Linked DNA regions of Homo sapiens: regions 1 and 3 are each linked to region 2. The links are chromatin contacts, found by Hi-C or POLR2A ChIA-PET in ENCODE. All regions are on one chromosome and are shown on one strand. Each heading gives the region's core, a stretch centred on a gene start or an enhancer-like site at or near the end of the contact. The rest is flanking DNA. Distances are from core to core; before and after follow the strand shown.

What was found. A loop is a pair of places that touch in the nucleus more often than their neighbours do. ChIA-PET counts read pairs that join two places held with the same protein, here RNA polymerase II (POLR2A). Pooled maps may share reads with other maps.
Region 1: a pooled map shows a loop between it and region 2 (7-fold over the local background). The contact joins the promoter of ZBED3 here to the promoter of AP3B1 in region 2. A Hi-C loop is called at or near these places in 1 of 37 single-sample maps with no recorded cell type and 8 of 50 pooled maps. POLR2A ChIA-PET finds 5 or more read pairs at or near these places in 1 of 52 experiments (activated T-cell).
Region 3: a loop to region 2 is called in a map of B cell, with 15 times the contacts of the local background. The contact joins the promoter of TENT2 here to the promoter of AP3B1 in region 2. A Hi-C loop is called at or near these places in 4 of 168 maps with a recorded cell type or tissue (B cell, CD4-positive, alpha-beta memory T cell, CD8-positive, alpha-beta T cell and 1 more) and 14 of 50 pooled maps. POLR2A ChIA-PET finds 5 or more read pairs at or near these places in 1 of 52 experiments (MCF 10A).

Annotation. Positions count from the first base shown.
Region 1 is chr5:77,085,835-77,088,534 of GRCh38, forward strand. It overlaps ZBED3 (zinc finger BED-type containing 3), which reads right to left and starts at 1,451. Exons shown (of 3, transcript NM_032367.4): 1 at 1,277-1,451. ZBED3-AS1 (ZBED3 antisense RNA 1) reads left to right here and starts at 881. Exons shown (of 3, transcript NR_182763.1): 1 at 881-1,785. It also overlaps a transcript of PDE8B not described here. RefSeq lists enhancers at 1,109-1,710, 1,711-2,313, 2,314-2,700 and a silencer at 1,123-1,292.
Region 2 is chr5:78,293,430-78,296,204 of GRCh38, forward strand. It overlaps AP3B1 (adaptor related protein complex 3 subunit beta 1), which reads right to left and starts at 1,269. Exons shown (of 27, transcript NM_003664.5): 1 at 1,023-1,269. The coding sequence starts at 1,150. RefSeq lists enhancers at 1,532-2,105, 2,480-2,529.
Region 3 is chr5:79,611,137-79,613,836 of GRCh38, forward strand. It overlaps TENT2 (terminal nucleotidyltransferase 2), which reads left to right and starts at 1,305. Exons shown (of 15, transcript NM_001114394.3): 1 at 1,305-1,939. LOC124901014 (a long non-coding RNA gene) reads right to left here and starts at 1,201. Exons shown (of 2, transcript XR_007058840.1): 1 at 1,006-1,201; 2 at 335-884. RefSeq lists an enhancer at 910-2,109.

The DNA.
Region 1 (2,700 bases), core at 201-2,700, 1.2 Mb before region 2:
AAGTAAAAATGCCTCCAAACTGTAAAACCTGAGTTGGGGAATAAATGGTAAAATGTGTAAAAATTTAGAAAAAGGTTATATGTGGACTGTAAAAAATACACTGGACTCACAGGTAATTAAGGGGTGAATCAGAGTTGTTTCCTAAATGGCATAAGCCAAACTCTTAGATATTTCTACCATTAGCTAAAAGGCAGAGAAGCACTCTCTCTCTCTATTAATGCACTTTTAAAAATGAAAATTGTGAAGTGTTCTGCCCTTAAAGTGGACCTTTATTTCAGGTCTGCATTACTTTGCTTAATAGATATGGTCCTAAAGATTAAGGTGGTGATCCATTTTATCTTGTAAAAATGCATAATTTAATCTGAGTTATAGGAATTTAAAGCTGCCCTACTTTGAAGGCCTTTGTGACTCAAAGATTTTTTTAATTTAATTTTTAAATTGAGAATTACCTGGCTTGGGCTTTTGGTCTTTTTATAATACGTATTGCTGTCTACTTTTTTTTTTATTCTTGGCTGCCTCAAGCTATTCTTGCCTCCAAAAGGTGTCAGCATATGAATAAAAACAGCAGAAAATAATTACCCTAATTAGGTCAATGTATTAAGCTGTTTCTACAACTGTTTCTCTTAAACACCTTATCTTTGTAGTCTTGGCTCATTAGAAATTCGACTAGTGGTAAGTATTTATTTTTTTCCTTCAAGGGGGTTTTTGCTTTGCTAAGCCTCGGGCATTTGGTTCGTGCAAGAAATCACAGAAACTGCTCCAGCGGACTCCGAAAGGAGCGGAAAATTCTTTTGTTTGGGGGCCATGAGGGGTGGGGGAGGGGTGGGGATTCTGGTGTAAGCTTTTGGCTTGCATTCGCTTTCTCCCTCCGAAAGTGGGCGACATCAAGCAAGTCCCAGTTACAGAAAGAACCCACTGCAGGGCGTCCAGTCACTTGCCCAGTGAAAAGACTGTAATCAGACAACTTTAATAAAGGGAGAGCAGGAGAGTGGTGACGAATTTCCACATTCCGAACAAGCTTGTCGAAAGAGGAGTGCAGGGAAGGAGCAAGAATGAGGCACTGGAAGACGGTGAGCGGGGCCTTGCCACAGAATCCCGGGCCCACCTGCTTTCTCACAGTCGCGACAGCCGGCCCGGAGAAGGGCAGCCCAGCGAAGGGCACGCCCCGCGCGGGTGCCAGGGAGGCCGGCAGGGGCGTCCGCGGTCGCTGCTCACCTGCGCTCCCCGCTGCCCGGCCCAGCCCGCCTCGCCACCGAGTCTGGAAGCCCACACTCACCCCTTTACCCGGGAAACGCGGCCGGAGCCGGCGGCGGGTCGGGAGTCCGAGATGGTAGATCCCCCTCCAGGCGCCTCGCTGACATTTTGTCCCGGACGGAAAACCTCCGCGCGTGCCCCTTAAAGACACAGCGCTGCATTCACACGTCTGCGGGGAAAGGGGGGCCGTCACGTGTGGCCTTCGCCCGAAAGCGGTAGGGGAGTCGCTCTGAAACCGCCAAGGATCGCGAGCGACAGATTTGTGTTGGCCAGGGTTTTAAGATGACGCAATAGCTGAGTGTGGTTGAAATGTAACTATTGTTTTACAACTTTGCATTAACCTTCCAAGACCTGAATTCCCGGGCCTGAGTCTCAGAGCGCGGTTTGCATCTTTGCAGGCTGTAGGCGCATGATGTCACAAGTTATTGGAAGAAATCCCTCCAACCTAGGTTGGGACAGATGAAGGCGGCGCTTATTGGTGTTCACCAAAACACCAGCATGGTGTACCAGCTTTGGCTAGATGATGCTCAGGTAACGAACAACCCCTGCAACTCAGTGGCTTAAAGGTCCATTTCTCAAGCGAATTACTGTGGCTGCAGGGAGCTTTGGCAGTACTCCACCAGTTTTCTTCACTCCAGGCTGAAAGGTCAACTTTTCTGGGCCATGCTCCCTGCTGGGCTGGTAAACCAACTTTGAGGGAGAAGGGGGAAGTCCAGATATGTAGTGTTTGCTATTTCTATGATGTAAATGCTCCCACAATGGCCGATTTCAAGCTACAAACAGTCCAACAAGTGGCTTGCCAAGTTCCTGGAAATTTAACAATTAGCTCCTGTACATGACTGGCACAAGCTGCTTTCCAAACTCACATTCCGCATGCCTCAGTTCTGCTCACTTTCTATTGGTCAAAACTTGCTGTCAGTGGGTGGGGAAGTGTACCCCTCTCTTAAGGAAGCCTTGCAAGTCTTGTGACAATGAAACAGGAGAGTTCCCTGATTTCCTCCCGGCCCCCGCCCTCCCACAGCCCTTTGCAGGACGTGCAACAGGGTTGTGGCTCGTGTGTTCGGTCTCTGCCTGCTGAAACCCCTTATGGGAGGTGGAGCATGCAGACGGACGGGTGCAGGAGCCAGGGTGCAAAAGCTGGGGCGCTGGGCTTCCAGCCCCACGGCAGTGTCCAGGGGCAGGATCCCGTGATTCCCGGAGCCCAAATGGGCGTGTGTTACAGTGTGCTCTTTTAGCCTTACCATCAGCTGACGGCTTAAGTGTTAACCAGCTCAATAGACCCTCTGCCTTTTTGCAAGCGCAGAGGGTCAGTGTGACAGTTTCTGTATCTCAGCTCTTGTCTCACCTCCCAGAAGAATCAGGTCACACATGGACTTGAAGGATGGTGAGTGCCGGGGTGGGGGCGGGGGTAGAGGAGTTGGGGGAAGGTTGGGGGTGTTTATTAGG
Region 2 (2,775 bases), core at 19-2,518:
CATGCTATATATATGATTTTGATCCTCAATACAGCCAAAATGTAATCCCAATTTGAAGTAGTAGCACTTTCTAGACTACCCAATATTGTTAGTAACGTTTAATTTAAATTTTAATTATACCCTCTAACAGATCTGCAAAGCTACTAGCACAGCTATTCTACCTTAATTTAGCATGAATTTAGTGACAGACTATTATGTGACCCTATTGCTTAGTAATGAAAGATTTAAAATAAGAGAAATGTAAAAATGATAATTCTGGTAAATGTAACCACTACCACCAACCCACCCCCCAAAACAAACAACTTGGGATTTCTTTCCATTTCTCGGTGATACTTTTTACAAAACTAAGTGTACCTTGTTTAACATTCGTTTTTAAAATTCACATTATTAATCTGTAAAAGTTTTGGATTTGTTCACAGTAACACTCTTTTAAAATATTTTCTATTCATATGCTTATTTTGGATTGGTGTTTTTGTCTGTAGTGCAAAGGACATAATCCAAGAACATTAATACTGGTGTAAACCAGTTTGTCCATTCAAACAGCCTAAATCCACCTCTCTGCTCCTACACTCCGGGGTCACAAAATAACTTCCCACAAGCAACACTCGCACTCTCACCTTCACCAAAACACTCCTTTCACCCTAATCAGGGAATGTATTAAAGTCTGATCCGGCGAACGGTAAATAAACTAGAAGACGATGCTCAAAATTCAGACTCCTGAGCCCAGCCCAAGTCCAATTCAATCAGTGTCTTCAGGGGTGGGATCTAAGCTCACCAAGTGGTTTCCTTTTCACTAAAGTTTGAAAACTACTAGAGACCCCTACACACATTCGCCCCAAACTCCCACAACTCCCACCACCGCCAACCAACCCCACCTACCCACCCGCGGGACACGTTACCGCCCTGCCCTGCTCAGACCTCAGGGCGACCCCGCTCCTCTCCAGGAAGCCCACCCTGGCGCCCACTCCTCCGAGTCCGCAGCTCCTCCCTCCCATCCCCGCAACCCAAACCTTTCTCCTCACTTCTTCAAATCGCTGCTAAAGAGGCCGAAGGCCCCCGAGGGGGAAATGGTTGAGGTCGCCTCCTGACCCAGCTCCGTCGCCTCCCCTCCTCCGGACTGCTCATTGTAAGGAAAACTATTGCTGGACATTGCCGCGGTGCTGGCGGGTGCGGGGTTGGTCCTGCCGGGGGTTCTCTCCAAAAGGTTCCAGTCCAGAGGGCACGGAACAAAACTAGTTCTCGTACGGAGGAGCGCGCGCAGGCGCTTCCGGACTCGTCACGGCTCCCTGAGCCGACCTGGCAGTCCACCCCCTGCGCATGCGCAGTGTGCAGGCCTGCTAGATTACCACCCGGGCCATCCAGGCCTGCGCGGACTTTCCTGCTCCGGGCTTTAGAGGTAGCTGAGCGGCTGCGAGCCGGACTGCGGAAGGGGAGGCAGCGGGTGGCTAACTGCCCGGCTCCCGGCCCGTTTGAGGTGTGTCTTTGGAGAAGGATACCCATTGCATCCGTTTTGATCCGTTAAGGAGTTTCCAGAGCCCGGACAGCTCTTTGCTATACTTCAGTAAAGCAATAGTTTTCAGATTTCTCCGGAAATGCCATTTAGCACGCCAGATCACCTTTCCTAAACCCATCACGATCGCTTTTCCTTTTCTTGCTTGTTTCGGCTACTCTCTTCCATCCGGCTTTGCCTTACTTTCATATCGGTCCCAAACAACTTTTCTCCTAGACTTTAAGGAGGCCTCTCCCAACGATGGTTTGGAGGATCCGCACAGAAGCGACCATTCCATCTTTTCAATGAAAGTCTTGGGGGCAGACCGGGCGCGGTGGCTCACGCCAGTAATTCCAGCACTTTGGGAGGCCGAGGCGGGTGGATCACTTGAGGCCAGGAGTTCGAGACCAGCCTAGGCAACATAGCGAGACCCTTTCTCTGCAAAAAATATAAAAATTAGCCGGCGTGGTGGCGCGTGTCTGTGGTCCCAGCTACTGAGGCTGAGGTGGGAGGATCACTCGAACCCAGAAGGAGGGGGTAGCGATGAGTTGAGATCTCTCCACTGCATTCCAGCCTGGGCGACAGAGCGAGACCCTGTCTCAAAAAAATGAAAAAGAAAAGAAAACATCTTGGGGCCACCAGTTCCCGTTTGGAGCTGAAGTGGTGCGTCCTATTGGCGTCTAGCTACCAAAAATAAAATGGACCACCTCGCGCGCCAGTCGTGTTACTCACTAATATGCACTAGGGAGCCTAGGCGGGATGCTTGCCTGGCCCCAGAGTAGCTCTCTCCGGGTGCTGGCACCCGAGAAAACCTCTTTCCCGGGGTGCCTTCCCCCAGCCCGCCTTCTCAGGTGGGTTTCAGCGCCTTCCCTCTCTTCTCCCCAGTGCCTCCCGTCCAAGGAAGGCATTAACACCCAAAGCCCTGGCGGCCAGGTACTGAAACTGTCAAGGGATTCTACCAGGTAGAACGCGAACCTGGAGGCCGGCCGCCCCAGGGAAGGCGGTGGGGCGTTTTCAAGGATGAGAGTATGATCTCCAAATTTCAAAAGGTCACACTGTCACTGTGGAAGCACGCAAGAGCGTGGCTCTGGGTGGGAGAGGAAGGGACGTCCTCCAAACTTGATCGTCTGGTCAAATATTGGCAGGTTTTTAATTCAGCTGTTAGAATACTCCTCCGGAGAGCCAATGATGAGCACCTAAAATGTGTTATTTGTCAGTATTAATTAATAGAATTTCACCTACAACTGACTATTGATGATGAGGATGAGGATGATCATAGATAACTA
Region 3 (2,700 bases), core at 55-2,554, 1.3 Mb after region 2:
AAATACAATATATCAAAATATGTGGAATGTAGCTAAAACAGTATAGAGGGACACTTATCACACCAAATGCCTGTACAAACAAGAGACATCTAAAATTAATGGTCATCAGTTTCTGAGTTAAGAAACTAGAGAAACAAAACAAGAAATTTAAAAATTAAAAAATAGCAGAGTAAAGGAAACAATAAACATAAGAGCAGAAATCAATAAAATAGAAAACAGAAAACCAGTAGAGAAAATCCAAGAAAGCAAAAACGGGCTTTGAGATTTGAGATCCGTAAACCGAGAAGCCCCTCACCAGATCGATCAGAAAAAAAGATGACACACAAATTACCAATTTCAGAACCTGAGGGGTCAGATTTTATAGACATTAAGTGGACAATAAAGGAATACAGCTAACAGATTTGCATTATTAAACAATTTAGACATTTCTACAAATTATTAAAGCTCACTCAAGAGGCGATATCAATAAATATTTGTTGAATTAGTGAATACCAGCTATTACTATGGGCAAGGCGCTAAGTCCAGGCTTTAGAGAGAAAGAAAGCATTTTTTTTTTTTTTTTTTTTTGAGACAAAGTCTTGCTCTGTCGCCCAGGCTGGAGTGCTGTGGCACGATCTCGGCTCACTGCAACCTCCGCCTCCCGGGTTCAAGCGATTCGCCAGCCTCAGCCTCTTGAGTAGCGGGGTTACAGGCGCACGCCACCAAGCTCGGCTAATTTTTGTATTTTTAGTAAAGATGGGGTTTCACCATGTTGGCCAGGCTGGTCTCGAACTCCTGACCTCGTGATCCGCCCGCCTCAGCCTCCCAAAGTGCTAGGATTACAGGGGTGAGCCACCGCGTCCGGCCAAAGAAAGCATTTTCCTTCCAAAGAAGCTCTCAGGTTACTGGAGGGGCAAAAGAACAGATAAAGTTTAATGTTGCTCCGGGGGAGAAGATTAGGGGAACACTGGTTAAAGAAAGGCTTCTCTGGGGACAAGTCACTCGGCCAACACACGAAGGACCCACAGAAAACGTCTGTTACAGCTAGAACGGCTGCACGTGAGTTCAGGCAAGGGGCCCAGAAGTGGCCCTCCGGCGACTGCCTGCTCCACCCCTCTTAGTGCAGTCCTAACCCTTTCCCAACTTGTGCTGGCAGCAGTTAAGAAACTCCTTTCAAATCCGGCTGTCTTGCGCCTGCGCATTCAAGCAAAGCGCTCATAGGCGGGGTGGGGGGGGTGGGGGGGGTTGGGGGGTGGGGGGGGTTGGGGGGTGGGAGGGAGGCGGCCACCGGAAGTGTGACCTTTCGCTCCCCGCTGCCTATTCTCATCCGGGGTCACGTCGGTCTTCCGGGTGTCTTTGACAGGGTTTTCTACGCCGCTTTTTCGGCGACTTTTTGCTCTTCCGCTTTTTGCCACCGCCCCCAACCTTCTATATCCTTGCAGCCCCTACCTTTTCTTGTGTTGCTCCTCCCCTGGCAGCCGTGAGGGGGGTTAGATCTCAGCCGGAGCCGGAGCTGGGCCTAGCTGTCCCACGGGCCACCACTACCTCCTTTGGTTCGGGAGAAAGCTACGACCAAGTACGCCCAGCTCGGGCCTTAGAACTTCTGAACGGGCAGTGCGGGTAGGCCCTGCTTAGCCCTTCCCGGAGGACACCTGTGAGTTTAGGGGGTTTCGGAGAGGAACGCAGCAGTGTAGGCCCAGGTCGGCGGCGGGGCACGGGAAACTTTTCCGAAACGGTAGCGTTTTGTTTTGCGTGGGAGGTTCCAGCAGTATCTCTTGGTTATTCCAAATTTATGGGCGGCATCTGGGCTGCTGTACATTTTGAAGAATCTTAGGACCGCTTACTTTGCTTACTCGTTTTCTATTCCTCGCGTACTGCCTCGTCCACCACTCCAGGACCAAAAGAGGAAGATAGTCTTGGGACCCTTGCATGGTGTTTCAAAGGGTGGTGAAGAACTAAGGTACGTAGCTGGATTAATTAAAAAATTTAAAAGGCATTTATCTTTTAAGCCTTAATTAAATGGCATGAAATTGCTTCAGCTTTTCACTTTATAGGAAAATGCACAGGTTAAGACTGTTGTGTGCGTTTCTTTTCTTGTTCAGCCTTTGTAGAAAAGCTCTTCGTCTCTCAAGGTGAGAACACGAAAGGCTTATATGTCTCAAAACTTATGGATTCTCTAAATTACTTGTCTTATCTCTTTCAACTCTTTGTTTAAAGTAGCAGATATTTTTCATTAGGGTGAACAGAGAAGAAACAAAGGGAAACTGTAAAACACAAGCTAAATAACACATGTGCAGTGTATGATTTTGTGAAGAAAGAGATTGTAACTGATTACTAAATCTGTGTTTTTATATTACAGGTAACATAGTAACTTTTGTAAATATCTTCATATTGTATGGTTCAGTACCACCAGGCTTCTAACACGTACTGATTAACAGCCATAAGGCTATTAATTTATACTGATTAATAGCCAGTAATAGTGACGTTACTTTGTTGGTGTGAATAGCCCTAATTATGTCTGTTCTGGAAATGTCCTGTAACAGGTTCCATGTGAAATAGGCCGTTTATGAGTTGTTTAAGAAATGCCCATTTGGAGCCATGTGACTAGATTATTTTTTTGAACACTTGGGTGTAATTTAATTCTTAACCAAAAGGAATATCCTGTTCAAAACCTGGAAGTAGTTTTCACAGTGGGTTGGCAGGATTTAGGAACTGGATTTT